Regions from separate parts of the Homo sapiens genome. Here region 2 is linked to region 1. A link is an interaction called in ENCODE POLR2A ChIA-PET data of the cell type or tissue named here. Cell type or tissue: GM12878. All regions are shown on one strand. Each heading gives the region's core, and the rest is flanking DNA. Links, peaks and the distances in the headings are about the cores only. Region 1 overlaps MACF1 (microtubule actin crosslinking factor 1). Region 2 overlaps MACF1 (microtubule actin crosslinking factor 1).

Region 1 (9,665 bases), core at 3,724-6,223:
CACTAAGCATATAAAACCTATCATTAGAAAGCTCTGTATCTAAGTCCATTTCTGTATCTGAATTGAGCTCTTTCAAGTCAAGATCCATGCTTTAAACTTCATTAAAGGCCAGCCAGGGGCAGTGGCTCACACCTGTAATCCCAGAACTTTGGGAGGCCGAGGTGGGTGGATCACTTGAGGTCCGGAGTTCAAGACCAGCCTGGCCAATATGGGGAACCTCGACTCTACCCAAAAAAAGACAAAAATTAGCCAGGTGTGGTGGTGCACGCATGTAATCCCAGCTACTCGGGAGGCTGACGCAGGAGAATCGCTTGAACTCGGGAGGCAGAGGCTGCAGTGAGCTGAGATTGCGCCACTGCACTCCCGCCTGGGTGGCAGAGTAAGATTCTGTCTTAAAAAAAAAAAAAAAAAAATTCATTAAAGGCCAGAAGCAGTGGCTCACACCTGTAATCCCAGCATTTTGGGAGGCTGAGGTGGGCAGATCACTTGAGGTCAGGAGTTCGAGACCAGCCTGGCCAATATGGTGAAACCCCATCTCTACTAAAAATACAAAAATTAGCCAGGCAAGGTGGTGCGCTCCTGTAATCCCAGCTACTCAGGAGGCTGAGGTAGGAAAATGGCTTGAACCTGGGAGGCAGAGGTTGCGAGCTGAGATTGTGCCACTGCACTCCAGCCTGGGCAATAGAGCAAGACTCCATCTCAAAAAAAAATTTTTTTTTCATTAAATATCCAACATTTAGGACAACCATAGGTATTGAAAAATATTCATTTAACAAATATATAATCACAGTCCTCTAGGTGTCAAGGTTATAGCTACAAGACACATTAAGATGGTATTTTCAGGCCAGGCACTGTGGCTCTCACGCCTGCCATCCCAGCACTTTGGGAGGCTGAGGTGGGCAGATCACCTGAGGTCAGGAGTTCGAGACTAGCCTGGCCAACATGGCAAAACCCCGTCTCTACTAAAAATACAAAAATGAGCTGGGAGTGGTGGCACAAGCCTGTAATCCCAGCTACTCGGGAGGCTGAGGCAGGAAAACTGCTTGGACCCGGGCGGCAGAGGTTGCAGTGAGCTGAGATGGCACCACTGCAATCCAGCCTGGGTGACAGAGTGAGACTCCATCTCAAAAAAAGACTGCTTTTCAGCAGGGAGCAGGTACTCCCACTCAGATATTCCCTCTACAGATTCAGCTTTCCTAAATTCTCCTTGCCACATCTTGATCCTGGGGATTTTGAACCACTTAATGTTCCCAATGTAAGCGCAAAGGAAATTGGTGAAATTGGAGGTCAAGCAATTAAAATGTGTTCAGCAATAATGTATAATGGCACAAACATTATAAATGATTGCTATCCTCAGAAGGCTACAAAAGTCTACTTTGGGAGATAAGGTGGAGCTCGATATTTATTGTGTTTATTATGTATCAGGTGCTGTTTGAGGCTTATCTCATTTAGTATTTGACAATCCTCACAACTCTCTCAAGTATGCTTATTCATGGTTCAGCAAATTCATGCTCAGAAAGACTTGTTAGTAATCTTCCCAAAGTCACGCAGTATACAGCAGAATTGAGATTCAAATCCAAGTCTGTCAGATCATAGACTTTTAACCTCCATAAATTTATTAGAAGACAATACAATGCAGTCCTATATAATCAAGTTAAAGGAAAAGTACTAACTATAATAGGGATTCATGAAAGGCATTTATCACCAATGACTGGTGTAGGCTGAGAAAGTACCAATGAGGATTGAGATTTGGGGTTTTAAGGAAGTGACAACTGTAGAAGCTTCAATGCAAAATTAAAATTCTACCTTATTTCTGCCGGGTGTGATGGCTCATGCCTGTAATCCCAGCACTTTGGGAGGCTGAGATGGGTGGATCACTTGAGGTCAGGAGCTCGAGACCAACCTGGCCAACATGGTGAAACCCCGTCTCCACTAAAAGTACAAAAATCAGCCAGGTGTGGTGGCACACGCCTGTAATCCCAGCTACTTGGGAGGCTGAGGCAGGAGAATCACTTGGACCTGGGAAGCAGAGGTTGCAGTGAGCCGAGATCGCCCCATTGCACTCCAGCCTGGACAACAGAGCAAAGCAGGACTCTGTCTCAAAAAACAAAACAAAACAAAAATTTACCTTATTTCTTAGGAAAACCTAATATTATAATGATAATTCTTTGGACTATTAAGAATCACAGAATAAAGGAAAGAAGTAAGATAAAGAAATCCAGGGGTAAGCACGGTAACAAAAGAAGAGAGCCACAGTGAGAGGGAGGCACATATAAGAACACAAGAGGAAGAAAAGCTCAATAGTTCTTAGAGAATTCACGGGAATATCACAGTCAGAAAAACGAAGCATTTCATAAATACAAAGAGAGAGTTTTAAGAGTCCTCAAAAATCATCTTAAAGATGAAGAAACCAAGGCCCAGAGAGATTAAATAATTTAGACAAGGTCACACAGGGGCAGAACTAGGTCTATAACTTGGATTTCCTGGTGTCTAGTCTATGGTTCATACCTTTGCATGACATTCATTTCCCTTCTTTGAGCCTGAGTTTCATCTATAAAATTAGGCATTTGTCCTTTGTTATTTTTAAAATTTTATTTTTATCTCCAACTCTGCAAATAAAATGAGGAGTTAGGCCAATAGTTCCTAAATATCAGTCTGTAAACCAGCCATCTCAAAATCATCTGGGAAGCTTTTTTTTTTTTTTTTTTTTTTGAGACGGAGTCTCGCTCTGTCGCCCAGGCTGGAGTGCACTGGTGTGATCTCGGCTCACTGCAACCTCCACCTCCTGGGTTTACGCCATTCTCCTGCCTCAGCCTCCCGAGTAGCTAGGACTACAAGCACCCGCCACCATGCCCAGCTAATTTTTTGTATTTTTAGTACAGACAGGGTTTCACCGTGTCAGCCAGGATGGTCTCGATCTCCTGACCTCGTGATCCGCCCGCCTCGGCCTCCCAAAGTGCTGGGATTACAGGCATGAGCCACTGTGACCGACCTCTTTTTTTTTTTTTTTTTGAGACAGGGTCTTGCTCTATCACCCAGGCTGGAGTGGATCCCGGCTCACTGAAATCTCTGCCTCCCAGGCTCAAGCGATCTTCCCTCCTCAGCCGCGCCCCCAACCCCACCCCCAGTAGCTGGGACTATAGGCGCACGCCACCACACCCTGCTAACTTGTATTTTTGGTAGAGATGGGGTTTCACCATATTGCTCAGGCTGGTCTTGAACTCTTGACCTCAACTGATCCGCCCTCCTTGGCCTCCCAAAGTGCTGCGATTATAGGCATGAGCCACCACACCCGGCTGATTTAGAGTCTGTTTTAATCCCTTTTTTAAGCAATGAGGTTTGAATAGTAATTTTATTTATTTTTATTTTTTTGAGAGGGATCACTTGAGGTCAGGAACTCAAGACCAGCCAAGGCAACATGGCGAAACCCCATCTCTACCAAAAATACAAAAATTAGCCAGGTGTGGTGATGCGTGCCTGTAATTCCAGCTACTTGGAAGGCTGAGGCAGGAGAATCGTTTGAGCCCCTGAGGTGGAGGCTGCAGTGAGCCAAGATCATACCACTGCACTCCAGCCTGAGCAACAGAGTAAGACTCCGTCTCTAAAATAAAATAAAATAAAATAAAATAAAATAAAATAAAATAAAATAAAATAGACCCTAAATCATGAAGTGATTGTGAGGAGTATATGATATGAAAGCACTTAGCCTAGTCTCTCACACATAATAAGTTAATAAATGCTAGCTGGTAGTTACAGTAGTAATATAATGTGAAAAGTATATAACATGAAAATCCACTGCTAATCTTCATTCATTCTCCCTATACAAGTGATTTTATTTTACGGTGATATGAAAAAAAGAAAAATAAAAAATGAGGTAACCGAGCTAGAGAAAGGTTAAGCAATGTCCCCAGTTGGTTTTGTTGTTAAGTGGTGGAGTAGGAACCCCGTGTAGACAGTTGATGCCAAGCCCATTTTCTTAGCTATTAGTCTACAGTGCCTTTAGGGGATTATGTGGGATTGGGGGAGATGGGGCTACATTACGTTTTTGCCCTGAAACTTTCAATAAAGATTTTAGACTTTCCTATACTTCTTTGTTGGTTACAGGAAAGGCCCTTTTGCTATACGTTTATCTCCAAGCACTTTTAGATATAGGCAATTCTTTCTTCTAGGTTCCAGGGAAGAAATCTCAATGATACAGGAAAGATAAAAAAAAAAAGTAGACCACTAAAATTGCCCCCTCTGTGCCCCAAGCATTATTGCTATGGCAGCTTTTTTTCCTCAAAAAGCACCTAAATACTTGCAAGCACTAGCCTAGGAGTCAGGAGACTGATCAGAACCCTAGTTCTGTTGCTCTCCTTCTCTGAGATTTTTCTAAGGTCTCCTCTTCATCAAACAACTAGTTACTTCAATTTTAATGAAAATCTGCCTATTTGGGTCACAATTTTGCTCCTTGTTAGAGACTCAAAGTATAAAATCAAAAGATAGTAGATTACCAAACCAGTGGTTCCCAAACTAAGATTTCATAGACAAATACATGTTCCACAATAAATCAGAAAGCCTAACAGAAGTTGTCACTTTTCATTTTGCTAAGTAGGGATATCTTAAAAACACACTACCATATAATAACAATTCTTTCATAAAATAAAGGATATTTTAACATTAGAAAGTAGGAGAGACAATTTCAGAATAAAAGACAATTCTTTAAGTTTAGCTTTATGAAAGACACACTACATTTTCTTTATCTTTTTTCATTTTACAGAGAATTGATGTCTCTCAGTCTAGCACCAGTCTGTATACCCTACAATTTTGAAACCAAGGAAACCTACGGCCAAAAAGGTTAAGTCACTTGTTCAAGGCCACAGGACATTACTTAAATAATCATTATTTAATGATGCCTTATCAAGAGAGATCTAAGTCACAGCTAACATGACTCTTCCCCTAGCCTCTCTTATTTAGGTCCCTGACCCCAGATCATCTTTGAGTCTTTTTCTCTCTCTGTCACAGCTGGCAGAGTAAAGTGTAAAAGAACTAGCAATAAGCCCCAAAGAGGAAACATAGGCCATGACTCCTCCCTCCCACCCCCCATCCTCCCGCCAGTCTGCTCAGAGGTGGACTCCGTAACCAACCAACTTCTGCTAAAAATACACTCTGGACTTTCAGCACTATGCAACATACCTTAAAAGTGGTTTCCTGATACAGGCAGAAGCATGAGCATGAATTCAGTCTCTATAAAAAAAGTTCTACACCCAAAGCTTGGGCTCTTAACTGCCAGTTACTGCAAGCTTAAGAAGTTCCCCAGGAAGTAGGGCACCCCAATCTATTCCACTGCACATTTTAACAAGCCTAAAGGTTGTAACACCACAAGGCTTCGAAGTCCATGCATTCCTATGAGTCAATGAGAGCAAGGGCTATTTGGGATCCTCAGGCCCGGACAAGCAAAAAAAAAAAAAACTTCACATACTAACCCATACAGCACATGCGACAAACCAGGTGGGCGTTGAACTCGTGTTCATCTTGGTAACTCGGCCACATGGCGCCCCTGTGTCTGCTGACCCCACCTAAAAGGAGGGGGTACCAAAGAACCTCCAGCTACTGGCCTGTGCACCCTTCGCAGCTCCTCAAAAAGGGCTGTGAGGTGTAGAGAGGAGACAGCAGAACAGAGAAGTGGCTCCACCCACCACTTCCTACTGACCTCCTTCTTCCCTTGAGGTCAGAGAGGAAGCTCCTCCCTAGGGCACTTCCAAAAACTGGGTCCATGTCTCAGGCATATAGCATGCTGCATGCTGTTCAAAAGTAGCACCAACTCTGTGTTTCCAGACCAATAGAGCGTACAGAGGGGAGAGCTCCATATGCAAAAGTCCAGTCAAGGTATGAAGTGAGTAAACCTGAGTAGGAAGAAACTGGTCTTTGAGTTACCCTCCATTTGCAGAGCAGAAGCTTGTAATGTGGTGAATCTTAGTTGCAGGAGAGCTGGTGAGCTAAGTGGTTTACTGCCAAGTCAGGAACAGTGCATCCATTGCCCAACAACTTGCTCCTCAGGTGTGCCTCTTCTCAGGCAGAAGTACATATAGTGTTAACCAAATGAGAAGGTCTCATGATGGGAGAGACTATAATGGAGCAAGCTCATACACTCACCGTCCACTGTGAACAGATCCCTAGATTCCAAAGAAAGTTTCCCTTCCCCGCACTTACAGCTGCCAAAAGGGAAGAGTCAGTAACTCCCCAGTGATTCCACCTACTTTACAGAGTAGCCCCACCTCAGCCAGCCTCGCCTCAGCCAGCCTCCCAGGTAGATTATCACAGCAAATTTTATCAGCTTCAAAAATACCGTTTGCTTGTTGCTCCATTCTTTCCCCTCACAGCCAGGAATGGCATTCCAAAGTCCCCTTCTTCTTCCCAGATCCTCCTACTCTGTCTTTACAGTCAGTGCACTTAACTCAGCTGTGCCAGAAATCCTTTCATCCATCAGTAGAAGGCTGCCTGCTTGTTTGTCCAACTTGTTTTCCGAGTCTTGGCTAATTGTACCAGACACTGGAATGTTGAAGAAACACAATGAAGGGCTTTTTCATTCAGCTGGCCCAGCCCTTCTATTGGTTCTTCACAGTTCTAACCCAACCAGGGGACAGAAAAGTCCAGCCTCTGTGGGTGTCAGGACAGACACTGCAGCCCTGCCCCACACCACTCAAAAAGGCCCCGCTGCAGATAAGGGCCTAATCACTGGCCCTCTGCTCTAGCTCCCTAAATAGAACGACTTCTTCAGGCTAATGCTGCTTTCAATCCTGTTCCTGAAGGCAGGGAGGGAGGAGGGGCAGCACCTAGGAAAGCAAGTTTCCAGAGATTAGCCCAAACGACTACAAATGAAAAAAAGTAAATGCAAGCTTTCCTAGCAGACCATTCAGTTTAAACAAGCCCTATGACCTGCCTCAGTTGCTTGACAACTTCACTCCCAAGTGGGTATCCCTCCCACCTACAAACTGCTAATAATCCTGTTACTGCTTACTAATAAAGGTTCTCACAGCTGACTTTATCCCGCCTAGACTAAGCTCTCAGTCACCCTGATAACCTGTGACAACTGTACTCAGTTTGTCCCTCTTATAAGACTCTTTTTAGCCTTGGAGATGAAGGGTCCTCCTAGAATTTGCCTCGTACTGGGAAAAGGAATGCATAAGAAATAGGGAAGAGAGAAAAAAAGGAATGAACATTTCCTGACTCATATCTAGTAACCTCTTCCTTTATCAGATTTAAATTCCCTGAGTGAGACTGAGTGCAGTGGCTCACGCCTGTAATCCTAGCACTTTAGGAGGCCAAGGCGGGTAAACTGCCTGAGCTCAGGAGTTCGAGACCACCCTGGGGCCAACACGGTAAAACCCCGACTCTAACTAAAATACAAAAAAAATTAGCTGGGCGTGGTGGCACATGCCTGTAATCCCAGCTACTTGAGAGGCTGAGGCAGGAGAACTGCTTGAACCCGGGAGGTAGAAGTTGCAGTGAGCCGAGATTGTGCCACTGCACTCCAGCCTGGGCCACAGAGCGAGACTCTCTCAAAAATAAAAAATAAAAAAATAAATTATCTGAGTGTAGGGACTCTTTTGTCTCCATAACCCCATCTCTATCACATTTAGAAGGTACTCAATAACCTAAGCTAAAATTAACTGAACATTTACTATAACTGTTAGTTCACAGTTAATGTGCTAAAAACTTTAAATATCATTTCATTTAATCCCAACAATTCTCCAAGAAAGATATTATCATTTCCATTTTAGAGATAAAAATTCTAGGACTTTAAAAGGTTAAATAACTTGACCAAGATTACATGTCCATTTGTCCAGCTCCAAAGCTGTGCTCCCTGTTATACCCTGCTGTCTCTGAGAAGGACCTAAACCAGAATAAACAAACAAAGGCATAGGAGTTGTATATGTAAGAAGGTGAAATATTCTTGGGAAGGGTAACAAATAAAAACATTTAACTCGGCCAGGCACAGTGGCTTACGCCTATAATGCCAGCACTTTTGGGAGGCCAAGGTGGGCAGATCACTTGAGGTAAGGAGTTAGAGACCACCCTGGCCAACATGGCGAAACCCCACCTCTACTAAAAAAATACAAAAATTAGCCGGGCATGGCGGCACATGCCTGTAATTCCAGATACCTGGGAGGCTGAGGCACGAGAATCACTTGAACTCCAGAGGCAGAGGTTGCTGTGAGCCGAGATTGCGCCACTGCACTCCAGCCGGGGCGACAGAATGAGACTATGTCTCAAAATAAAAAATAAAAAATACTTAACTGGTTGACCAGAGATTTAGGACACATCCAAAATGAACACATGTGGCAACTTCTAGAAATACTGAATTCACAGTCTCTAAAAATCAAAATAATAATTACTGGGTGAAGTTGGAGGAAAGTGAACCAAAATCTGCCATCTCCTAAATTCCCTGGCACTCAAGCAGAACCTATTTCTCCTAACGGCACTGCAGACTGAGAAAAGTAGGGTAGAGTCTTGGGGACAAGGTCAGTCTACCTACAGGAGACAGGCCTTCCCTTCAAGTTCCCAAGAGGTCCTGAGCCTCAAAAAGAGGCAAGTTCTGCTGCAATGGAGGAGAGGACTTTGATTAGGACAGTCAGCTCTTAACTATCCAGAGGAGATGGGCCAGTAGAGTCATCCGAGCCATTCCCCTTCTTTTTTTCCCAACTTTTGTCATTTCCTGTTAAAGGTAGGAAAAAGTTTAAGTCTGGCTGCTACCTGCAGATCTTGAAAAGGGTGAGTGGAGGGAAGAGGTTCAGGCCAGTATTTCCACATGTGGTCAGAAGTTATCTGAGAATTGACAGCTACTGGCTTTCTTACAGAAACAAAGAAAATTGAAGGTATATACTTAATGTCTTTCCTAAAATGCCAAAATCACCCACTATTAAGGATATAAAAGACACAAACATCTTTCTTAACGTATAAAACAGTGATCATAATATATCACCTACTTTTTATATACCTCTGTATTGGGTTCTGTCACATTTCTTTTTTTTGAGACAGAGTCTTGCTCTGTTGCCCAGGCTAGAGTGCAGTGGCTTGATCTCGGCTCGCTGCAACCTCTGCCTCTCGGGTTCAAGCGATTCTCCTGCCTCCACTTCCCAAGTAGCTGGGATTACAGGCGCCCACCACAGCACCTGGCTAATTTTTGTATTTTTAGTAGAGACAGGGTTTTACCATCTTGGCCAGGCTGGTTTTGAGCTCCTGACCTCATGATCCACCCACCTCAGCCTCCCAAAATGTCAGGATTACAGGCGTGAGCCACCATGCCCGGCATGTCACATTTCTTAATTACTAACTATAAAGACAGGCCGGGTGCCGGTGGCTCAAGCCTGTAATCCCAGCACTTTGGGAGGCCGACGTGGAGGATTGCTTGAGTCCAGGAGTTCGAGACCAGCATGGGCAACATGGAGAAACCCGGTCTCTATATATGAAATTTTTTTTAAATTTAAAAAATTAAAAAATAAGGACAATTACTGTTTCATCCCAACAGTTCACAGGAAAGCACTATGTCTTCAATGTTATCTTATGTGAAAAAATTCTAATAATGATGGTAAATAATCACATATTCCTTACCACATGCAGAATGTGTTCTAAGAACTAAGTCAAGGCTGGGCGTGGTGGCTCATGCATGTAATCCCAGAACT
Region 2 (9,665 bases), core at 4,773-7,272, 54 kb before region 1:
GCAGTGAGCTATGATTGCACCACTGCTCTCCAGCCAGGTGTCAGAGCAAGATTCTTTCTCAAAAAAAAAAAAAGAAGAAGAAGAAGCAGATGAAGGCACAATGCAGTGGTTCTACAAATGCCCAGCTAGAGGGATCTAATGGCAGCTATGTTGGTGAGGAACAGAGATAAAGAAGGTGTTTATTACCAATATTAGAGTTAGGTAAAAGGGAGTGCTCCTTTCAGTATTCACATTCAGAGTCCTGGAGGTCTCACTAGGGAATATAATTAGAATGGAAACCCTAGGTAATAGAACATGGGCATTTTTCAACTCTACAAAATATTGTCAAACTACTTTCTAAAGAACAGTAGCAAATTATACTTCCACTTAAGTGCTATGAAGAGGTTTTCCCATCACTCTTCATCCTCGCCTACACTTGGTATTTTCAGAATTTTTACCTTCTGCCAATCTGATGGGTATAAAATGGTATCTTAGCTAGGCATGGTGGTGTGCTTGCAGTCCCAGCTACAAGCTTGAGTCCAGGAGTTTATGGCTACTGTGCGCTATGATGGTACCTGTGAATCGCCACTGCTCTCTAGCCTGGGCAACATAGCTGAGACCTCATCTCTTTAAAAAAAATTACAGGCGCAGTGGCTCACACCGTAATTCCAGCACTTTGGGAGGCAGAGGCGGGCGGGTCACGAAGTCAAGAGATCAAGACCATCCTGGCTAACACAGTGAAACCCCGTCTCTACTAAAAATACAAAAACAAAATTAACCGGGCATGGCGGCGGGCGCCTGTAGTCCCAGCTACTCGGGAGGCTGAGGCGGGAGAATGGCGTGAACCTGGGAGATGGAACTTGCAGCGAGCCGAGATCGCGCCACTGCACTCCAGCCTGGGCGACAGAGCGAGACTCTGTCTCAAAAAAAAAAAAAAAAAGTATCTTATTGTTGTTTGATCTGTATATCCTTATTAGTAAAAAGGAGTCTTCTTATGTATATGAGGCATTTGGATTTCCTTTTTTTGTGAATTGCTTATTCCTGGGCTTTCCCCTATTTTTCTACAAGGGTGTTTGTCTTTTTCTTATTCATTTTCTTGTTCTTTTAAGTAATAATATTAACTAGCATTTATTGTGATTACTTGTATTAATTCATATTATTCTCACAACAACCCTACCAAGCATATGCTATTCTTATCTTCCATTTACAAATAAGGAAATTGTAGCACAGAGAAGTTTAGTAACCTGTTCCAAGTTATACTGCTAGTAAGTTGCAGAATTGGGATTCAAACCTAGCCAATCTGGCTCCATGCTCTTAATCACTTTATCTATAGGATAGTAACCCCTTTTCAGTAGTCATCCATGGAGAATTGGTTCTAGGACCTCCCTCAGATACCAAAATCCGCAGATACTGAAATCCACAAATGCTCAAGTCCCAGATACAAAATGAGGTAGTATTCACATACAACCTGTGTACATCCTCCCAGCTACTTTAAATAATCTCTAGATTACTTATAATTCCTAATACAATGTAAATGTTAGTAAATAGTTGTTATCTTGTTTAGGGAATAATGAAGTCTGTACATGTTCATTACAGATGCAATGTTTTTCTTCAGAATATTTTCCATCCGTTATGGGTTGAATCCCCAGACGCAGAACCCACAATGCAGAGAGCCAACTGTATATGTATTATATCATAATTTTACCAGTATTATTACATTTTTATTTTTATACAACTTATTTTGCCTAACTTTCCATTTTATTTTTATACAATTTTATTTTTTAATTTCATTTTATTTTTATACAATTTTTTTCTTAATTTTCTATTTGAAATGGAAATTTTCAAATATATACAAAAGGAGACAGAATAGTATAATAAGTCCCTATGTACCTATTACCCAGTTTCAACCATTATCAACTCATAGCTAATCTTGTTTCATCTACATCCCACCCACTTCACCCTTCCCCTATTATGATAAAGTAAATCTCCTGTTTTTCTCTAAAAACATTTCAGTATGTATCTGTAAAAGGCCTTTTTTAAAACATAACCACAACACTATTGTTACACCTAAAAAATAATGATTCTTTAGTAACATTTTTAATTAAGTAAAATTTTTTTAAAAAGAAACAAGGCTGGGCGCGGTGGCTCACGCCTGTAATCCCAGCACTTTGGGAAGCCGAGGCGGGCGGATTACGAGGTCAGGAGATCGAGACCATCCTGGCTAACACGGTGAAACCCTGTCTCTATTAAAAATACAAAAAATTAGCCGGGCATGGTGGCAGGCGCCTGTAGTCCCAGCTACTCTGAGGCAGGAGAATGGCGTGAACCCGGGAGGCAGAGGTTCAGTGAGCTGAGGTAGGGCCACCGCATTCCAGCCTGGGTGACAGAGCAAGACTCCGTCTCAAAAAAAAAGAAAAAGAAACAAAATCCTTTCTTAAAGTTCTAAACTATAACTTTACCTTCTGCATTCCCCCAATAGTGTCATCTGGTTAATTTTGCTTTCTTCTTTCAGTACAAAGCCAGTATTAGTAAAACAACTCTCCCTATAATTAAAAAGGAAAACTGGGAGAGGGATACTTGTAAACTGAAAAGGCTGAGCCCAGAAGATAATACACCAACCAACCTCTTTCTTATCATTTCTAGGCCCCAGTGTTATCTGACTATTCACCTAAAATTGTAGAGACTCGAAGGGTTGTGGCAAGAACACTGGTATATAGCTGGGCGTGGTGGGGGCGGGCGCCTGTAATCCCAGTTACTCGGGAGGCTGAGGCAGGCGAATAGCTGGAACCCGGGAGGCAGAGGCTGCAGTGAGCCGAGATCGCACCACTGCACTGCAGCCTCGGTGACAGAGCCAGACTCCGTGTCAAAAAAAAAAAAAAAAAAAAAAATTGGTATAGAGGTAAATGCTTCATTAAATGGGATTCGCTAACAAGGTGGGCAGGAGCTTGGCAGCAGAAGTCAAGATGGGGAGGAGGAAGGGATTTTCAAAAATGTTCCTTGTTGAAATAAGCCAGGTATTAGTAGTATGGATATTGAAAGCAGCTGGGAATAGGGAGTCCTGAGAGAAGAAATGGGCCAGAGAAGAAGGCCTTTGTCTGACATCAAAGAGCGATTGCTATTAGCCTGTTCCCATCCAGCTCCAAATCCTAGTCTACTTGTCATTCTGAAAACATATTTGTCAGCTGACCCTTGTCATCTTGCTTCTGTGTTAACTATTTCTTGACAAAAGAAGTATTAACTGTACTAGGTGAATAGAAAAGCAGATCATGTATATTCTACTATCTAAACCCTACACTAGCAAGAAGCACAATCAGTTCCCATTTCTCTCCATCCTAAAAAGCAACAAAACCCATGGTGAAGTTTATGTCTATCCATAGCCTGGTCTCACTCTCATCAACAAGCCCTGGACTAATCAACAGAGGAGACAGTCTGGCTGGAACTCAAATTATTTTCTGAGGATAGTTACTACTCTGACATATTAAAAACAAAACCACCACCAAAAAAGCAAGCAAAAAACAACTCAATTGGACTGCCAGCTGTCTCCTGTTTAGACAGGAGTTGGTGTGTGAACAGCAGCAGCTGCTCTTCTGACCCTTGCCCTCCCAGCTTTCCCACTTTAGCAGAGATGCTCTTGCCCTGCCTATCGGTTTCAGTATGCGTTGCCCTCTCTGTTTCTCTGGCTGCTACTGTCCTCAAGCCTGTGAACAGCCTGTTAGGGAGGGGAGCAGCTCCCTGAAGACAGTTCCTTCAGGGACCAGTGAGAGTTGCAGCCTCTTGGCCTTAAGGACTTTCATTCTGAAGGAATGTCACACTTATCTTGATAAGTTACTTCTTATCTGTCATATAGGATGGTGAGTCTGTGGTCCCTGTATCACATGATGGACACAAAACCTGGAAATATGCCAGGTGTCTGAGCTGAGACTCGGTCACTTAGTTTTTCAGCCTTGGCTATACATAAGTAGTATGACTGTGTCTGCAGTGAAAAGGTAGAAGGAATAGATGCAGAGGTTGGCTACCCAGAAAATGCCACACACCAATTTGAATCATACTGAACAGCAAAGGAATCATACTGTTGCCAATATGGTCACACTACAGATCATGGTCCAAAGGTTTCTCCTAACAATCTTTTCTTTAAGACTCCTCACAGACTCATGCAGAACATTCCCTTGCCAGTGTGGAGATCCAGCCCATACAAAGGTGCCATTGCTATCTATGGTCTATTATCTAGGATTGATTTTACTAGGAGTTCCTAAAACTTTATATGCCAAATTTCTGAAAATCTCACACTCAGTTACAAGCATGTGTCCTATAATGTTATGATGACTACACAATTTCAATTTTAATGCCAGTTGTACAACAATCAGTTCCACAGCTGGTTTTACCCCCAACTACTCTATCTGTTCCAACTTTTACAAGATAAAAGTTGACTTTGACATTCTTTTTTATCTGATGAAACCCAAATACTTGTTGATATGGTTTCAATCTGTGTCCCTACCAAATCTCATGTTGAATTGTAATCCCTAATACTGGAAGTGGGACCTGGTGGGAGACGACTGGATCATGAATCATGAAAGTGGATTTCTCATGAATGGTTTAGCACCATCCCCTTGGTGCTGTTCTCGTGAGGGTAGGTGGGTTTTCATGAGATTCGGTCATTTAAAAGTGTGTGGCACATCCCACCCACAACCTCTCGTTCCTGCTGTAGCCAAGTGACATGCCTACTGCTCCTCTGCCTTCCACCAAGATTGTAAGTTTCCTCAGGCCTCTTCAGAAGCTGAGCAGATGCCAGCATCATGCTTTCTGTACAGCCTGCAGAACTGTATACCAATTAAACCTCTTTACTTTGTAAATTACCCAGTCTCAGGTATTTATTTATAGCAATGCAAGAATAGCTTAATACATTCATGCGCCCCATATCCCAGTAGTTTCACTGCCTTCCTTCCTACCATAACACAACTATCACACTCCCCACCACACATATCCATGTTTATATGAGGCCCAAGAAACCTCTTGCCCATCCATAAAATAGATATTTTTTCAATGGCCACTTTTTCTTCAACCTGTTGGGAGTCTCCAAACTCTAATAACAGAGGGCACTAAGATGGGGCTGTCTGTGGGGAAAATGTATCCCCAAAGAGGAAATTCTAGGCACAGATTGCTCAGAATTTGTATCTATCCTCAGCCTTATGCTGCTAGTGATAGGCAGGGCACCAGTAGGTAGACCATATCCCTGCTCTGCAAACATCAGGGCCCCTGTACAGTATCAGTGGCCCCCATCTAGGCAAGGAAAGTGCCCTACCTCATTTTATAAATTTTGCACTTTGAAGTCCTAATGTTTTTATTTCTTCTGCTGCAGAGGCCAACATCCCAGTAAAAGTTCTTTAGCCATTGGTGAATTATAACTTCAATCACCCACACAATCACACACCTACATGCCAGATGCTGTGCTACCCATGGTCTTGCTGAGTCCTTATCTCAGTGTTCACATCTCTGAATTCTCACTTGCTCCTTGACCTTTAAAACATTCACAGAAACTGCCATTACCACCACCACCAGCAGCACCATCCATGCCTCAATATATTCCTCAAAACAAAATCATGTTAAAGCCCTAAATACATCCAGTCACAAAACAAACTTTTCTAGCCTTAAACCTTCAAATTGCCCTAACCTCCCTCTCTCTCTCTCAACTAATCCCCAGATAACTCTGTCCCTCTCCTCTAATCCTGGAATTAGGAACCAAAGAAGGATGAGCCCTCTCCACCTATACAAATACTGAATGAGTGCTGCCGTCAGAAATTTCCCAACAGGGATGGGATTGCATCAGCTCTAGTAAGAATATCACTCTCCTGTGAGGAAGAGCAAGTACACTGACAACAGCTGCCTGACCCCTTCCACATTTATTCCAGAGATTCATTCCAGAGATTCAGTTAGGCCCTTCCCCATCGTCTCTTGTGCTACATTACAACTTCTCGTAGCAGGGAAGCTGGTAAACAGACCTGCCTGAGAGTAAGTACTATCTAGCATTGCACCTTGAGAGATCATCCCACCAGATAGCTTGAGCAATTACGCCACTTGGCTACTCAGAATCAGGGATTCCCCAGAGACAAGTCTTGGTTTCAAGCATCAAGGGGCAGACCTGAAATAGATTCTGCTTGCTGAGCTCCAGCAGATACTAACCCACATGGGGGTAAGTTTGAGAGGCACCAACATCCTCACTGCTCACCACACTCAGCTTTAATATGTTTGAGGGCCAAGAATCCAAACAGCAGTTTGATTATCTCTTGAACATGCCCACCTACCTCTTCCAGACCCCATGATGGGGTGTGGCTTGCCTCCAGAGAAAGAGTGCCATCCTCTTCTGAGAAGGAAGTAGAGCTCTTTTCAGGTTCTGTATCTTTAGGCTGGATCCCATGTATGTGTGGCCCATCACTGCCATAGCCAGAGGAGGAGGGCAAAATGCTCACAGTCACACCACTGATGGACAAATCACTCTGAGAAGTAGGCAGTCTGGAATCCTGGGGGGGCACTTGACCCACATGGGAAGGCTCCGTGCGTCTTTGGCCTCCAGGCTGGTCCAGTAGTAATGAAGAAACAGAACATTCTATAATCCAGGAAGCTGTCTGAGGGGCACCTGAAACACTCTTGGTTCCTTCCTCCACACTCCAGCCCTCTGAAAATTGTTCTTGATTTCCTTTATCAGTGGGGTAGTCTGTCCTAGGCAAAGCACAGCTCCGAAACCCACGCTGAATATTTCCTTTCTCCACTGCAGTCTCTCCTTGCAAAGGCAGCAACACAGCCCTGCTGCTGCAGGATGCTGTCCTAGGAAATTCCACCAGTTGGCTCACTGACTTCTCGCAGTTCCTTTCTGCTGGGTTATCAAGCAGGTGAGCAATGACAGTCATCCCCTCTTCCAGGGAATCCCAGACCCCTCCAGCAACTGATGACTCATTCTCTAACAAAAGGTGGGCGGTCTGGACCTCCCCTTGGAATCTCTCCTTTACCTGTACTATCATCCCCCGATCGACTACCCGTGAGTTGGGGGCTGAGTCCCCAGGCAGCAAAATATCTGGGGGGGTATGCTCTACCCCTCCCACTCCGTCTTCCTTTTGGAGACTCTCTGTTAACTTCGTTAGGGTTTCAGTCTCTTCAATGACTCCAGTTCCTTCTGAGGTTTCTTCCTGGTGAGATGCCTCTGGAGTAGGGATTTTCTTCCCTCTCCACCTCCTTTTGAACCGAACCCTTTTCTTAGGAGATATGGGAGCCTTCTCAGGAATAGCTATTGACTCTTTCGGCTCCTTAAAACAGCCCAGTGAATTTCCCATTTCCTTCCTCTCCTAATCTCAGCAAAAACGCAGCTAAGCCAGTCCTGGGATCCCACAGAAATCCCAACCTTGGCCTCATCGGATTCGATGCACATTTAAAAACATGCACTATGCCGGCAATCCCTCCAATTCTTTCTCCCTCCCTCCCCGCCTCTCTCTGTCTCTTCCAGCCGCTGCCGATTCAGACAGCCATCTTACAGGCTCAGAGCTGCAACAAGACAAATTCAAAGCATCTCACTGCAGTTCAGAAATCACTTGACCTAAAAGCAGACAGAAACCGGATTGGCTGCAGCTTCCTCTCTCCAAATATGAGGTAATTGGAGCACTGCCCTCAGTAACACAAACAGAAAGCAAAAAGGAGCTAGAAACCAGGGGAGGGGAAAAACTAGGGAGGGCCAGGAGGAGGAGGGAAAATGTAAGTGTAAATTGAAAATGGAGGGAAAAAGAAGAGAGGCCGTGGCAGAAGGTAACGTGGAGGAAGGAGGAGGAGAATAGTACCAAAAAGGGAAAAAGCAAACCAGCTCGGCTGGTACTAACCAGCAAGGGAAGGGAAGGGCCCGGGCCAAGAAGAACCAAGCCTGGTGAAGCTGCAATTATGGCTCCCAAACTACAAAATGAAATAGATTTTAAGTGTTGCACCAAGATGCCCAAAAGAAAATATCAAGCAGATATACATATTCTGAATTTTTTCAGGTCAGAAAACAATAAAATTATTTTAATGAAATTATAACCTGAAGAAACCAGAGCCTTCTTCTTACAGTTAAGAAAAGGAACACAGACTTTAAAGATCTAGCCTTCTGGAGCATTTATTTCCCTCCTTTTTCCTATAAAAGAAAAGAAAGATCTGTTAATTCTGCCAGCCAATGACACAGACAGGAAAAATCTGGAAGTTGGTTTTGAGTACAGTAAATGAGTGCTTGGTAAAAAGAATACCACTTCTAAATACAACAGATGAACAGGGTCTCTGATGAACAATATTTGACAAAAATGTTCAATAGTAATTATTGATGCTGCCACTGCTAACATCTAATATATTTTTTGCACTTGCTGTGTGCCAAGCACTGTGTAAAGTTATTTACATGGACTTTCTCATTTAATTCTTACAGTCACTATATGAGGTCAAAACTATTATTTTATATTTTATCGGTAAAGAAACTGAGGTTTGGCCAGGCGCAGTGGCTCACGCCTATTATAATCCTAGTACTCTAGAAGGCCAAGGCAGGCGGATTGCCTGAGCTCAGGAGTTTAAGACCAGCCTGGGCAACATGGTGAAACCCCGTCTCTACTAAAATACAAAAAATTAGCTGGGCACAGTGGCATGCGCCCTTAGTCCCAGCTATTCAGGAGGCTGAGGCATGAGAATTGCTTGAACTGGGAGGTGGAGGTTGCAGTGAGCCAAGATCATGTCACTGCACTCCAGCCTGGCCAACAGAACAAGACTCTGTCTCCAAAAAAGAAAAAAGAAACTGAGGTTTAAGAAAGTTGATTAATAGCCCTAGGTTACACAGCTAGTAAGTGACAAAGCCAGAACATGAACTTCTGTTAACTTTAAGACTTTTAATTTCAACCCCAACTACTCTCTTCTAACTACTGCAGTAGTGGAAATCTGTACTCAGTTGCCAGTTGTGTAAAATAAGAAGTTCCCCCACTGTTCTGAATTGGTAATTAGACTGCATGGACCAAGAGCTCAATCAAAGAGATAACACTTGTTGCCATTTGGGAGTAAGAGAAGAAGCTGCCAAAAAGAGGTTCAGGTGGTTTTTACTCCCATTGCAGTAGGGCAGGAAGTCTGAATTTCAGACTGTAAAAGTCGGATTCAAAAATCACCTTGTGATGTCAGTGAAGATTCCTCCACCCCAATTTTTTTTAGTATAGTATCTGCTATATGGGAAAAGACTATAACCCAAAGGGCTGTGAATGGAGAATAAAATTATATATGTGTTTCTTTCCTATTGCAGTTATTTATTCTACAACAAAAGGATCCAGGCCACACAGCAGAAAGCAGTAGCCTGCCTGGTTCCATGCAAGCCATAAAGACTTACACTAGCATAGCCTTAACTATCTTTCCTGGAGACCTGAAAAAAAAAAAAAAAAAAAAAAAAAGGAAAAGACCACAAAAGGAAAGCAACAAGAAGCCCTAAAGCAACGGCTTTTACACAATCCCTTCTAAGACCCTCCTGATGTCCCATCTGCCTCACAACTGCAGTAGGTGTTCTTCCCCTAAGCCTTATCCTTAAGGCTGACTGCAAAACTGCAGCACCATCTTATGGCCATCACAAACTATAGTAAGAAATAAGCAGAGAGCATGGGAGAGAAACTCATGCTACTGCAAATCATTTAATTAACAAAGAATCTGACATTACA

Evidence for each region. ChIA-PET counts read pairs that join two places held together with the same protein. Peaks named below come from ENCODE experiments on the same cell type or tissue, not always from the same donor. Only the 100,000 strongest peaks of a DNase experiment are listed, where the experiment ranks them.
Region 2: POLR2A ChIA-PET joins it to region 1 with 14 read pairs; 18 of 35 experiments call an interaction of 5 or more read pairs at or near these places.

The regions. Positions count from the first base shown.
Region 1 is chr1:39,211,230-39,220,894 of GRCh38, reverse strand. All of the region lies in intron 1 of MACF1 (microtubule actin crosslinking factor 1), which reads right to left. Among named protein-coding and RNA genes, the nearest start is that of MACF1, 11 kb to the right of the region's middle. RefSeq lists silencers at 3,095-3,144, 3,265-3,314 and enhancers at 5,888-5,997, 6,376-7,094. In GM12878, for the core only: no CTCF peak of the experiment used is centred there; DNase peaks (open chromatin) are centred at 5,134 and 5,801; H3K4me3 peaks cover 2,362 bases; H3K27ac peaks cover 2,500 bases.
Region 2 is chr1:39,266,334-39,275,998 of GRCh38, reverse strand. The region is part of intron 6 of MACF1 (microtubule actin crosslinking factor 1); the gene reads right to left. Among named protein-coding and RNA genes, the nearest start is that of MACF1, 66 kb to the right of the region's middle. In GM12878, for the core only: no CTCF peak of the experiment used is centred there; a DNase peak (open chromatin) is centred at 6,078; H3K4me3 peaks cover 2,219 bases; H3K27ac peaks cover 2,414 bases.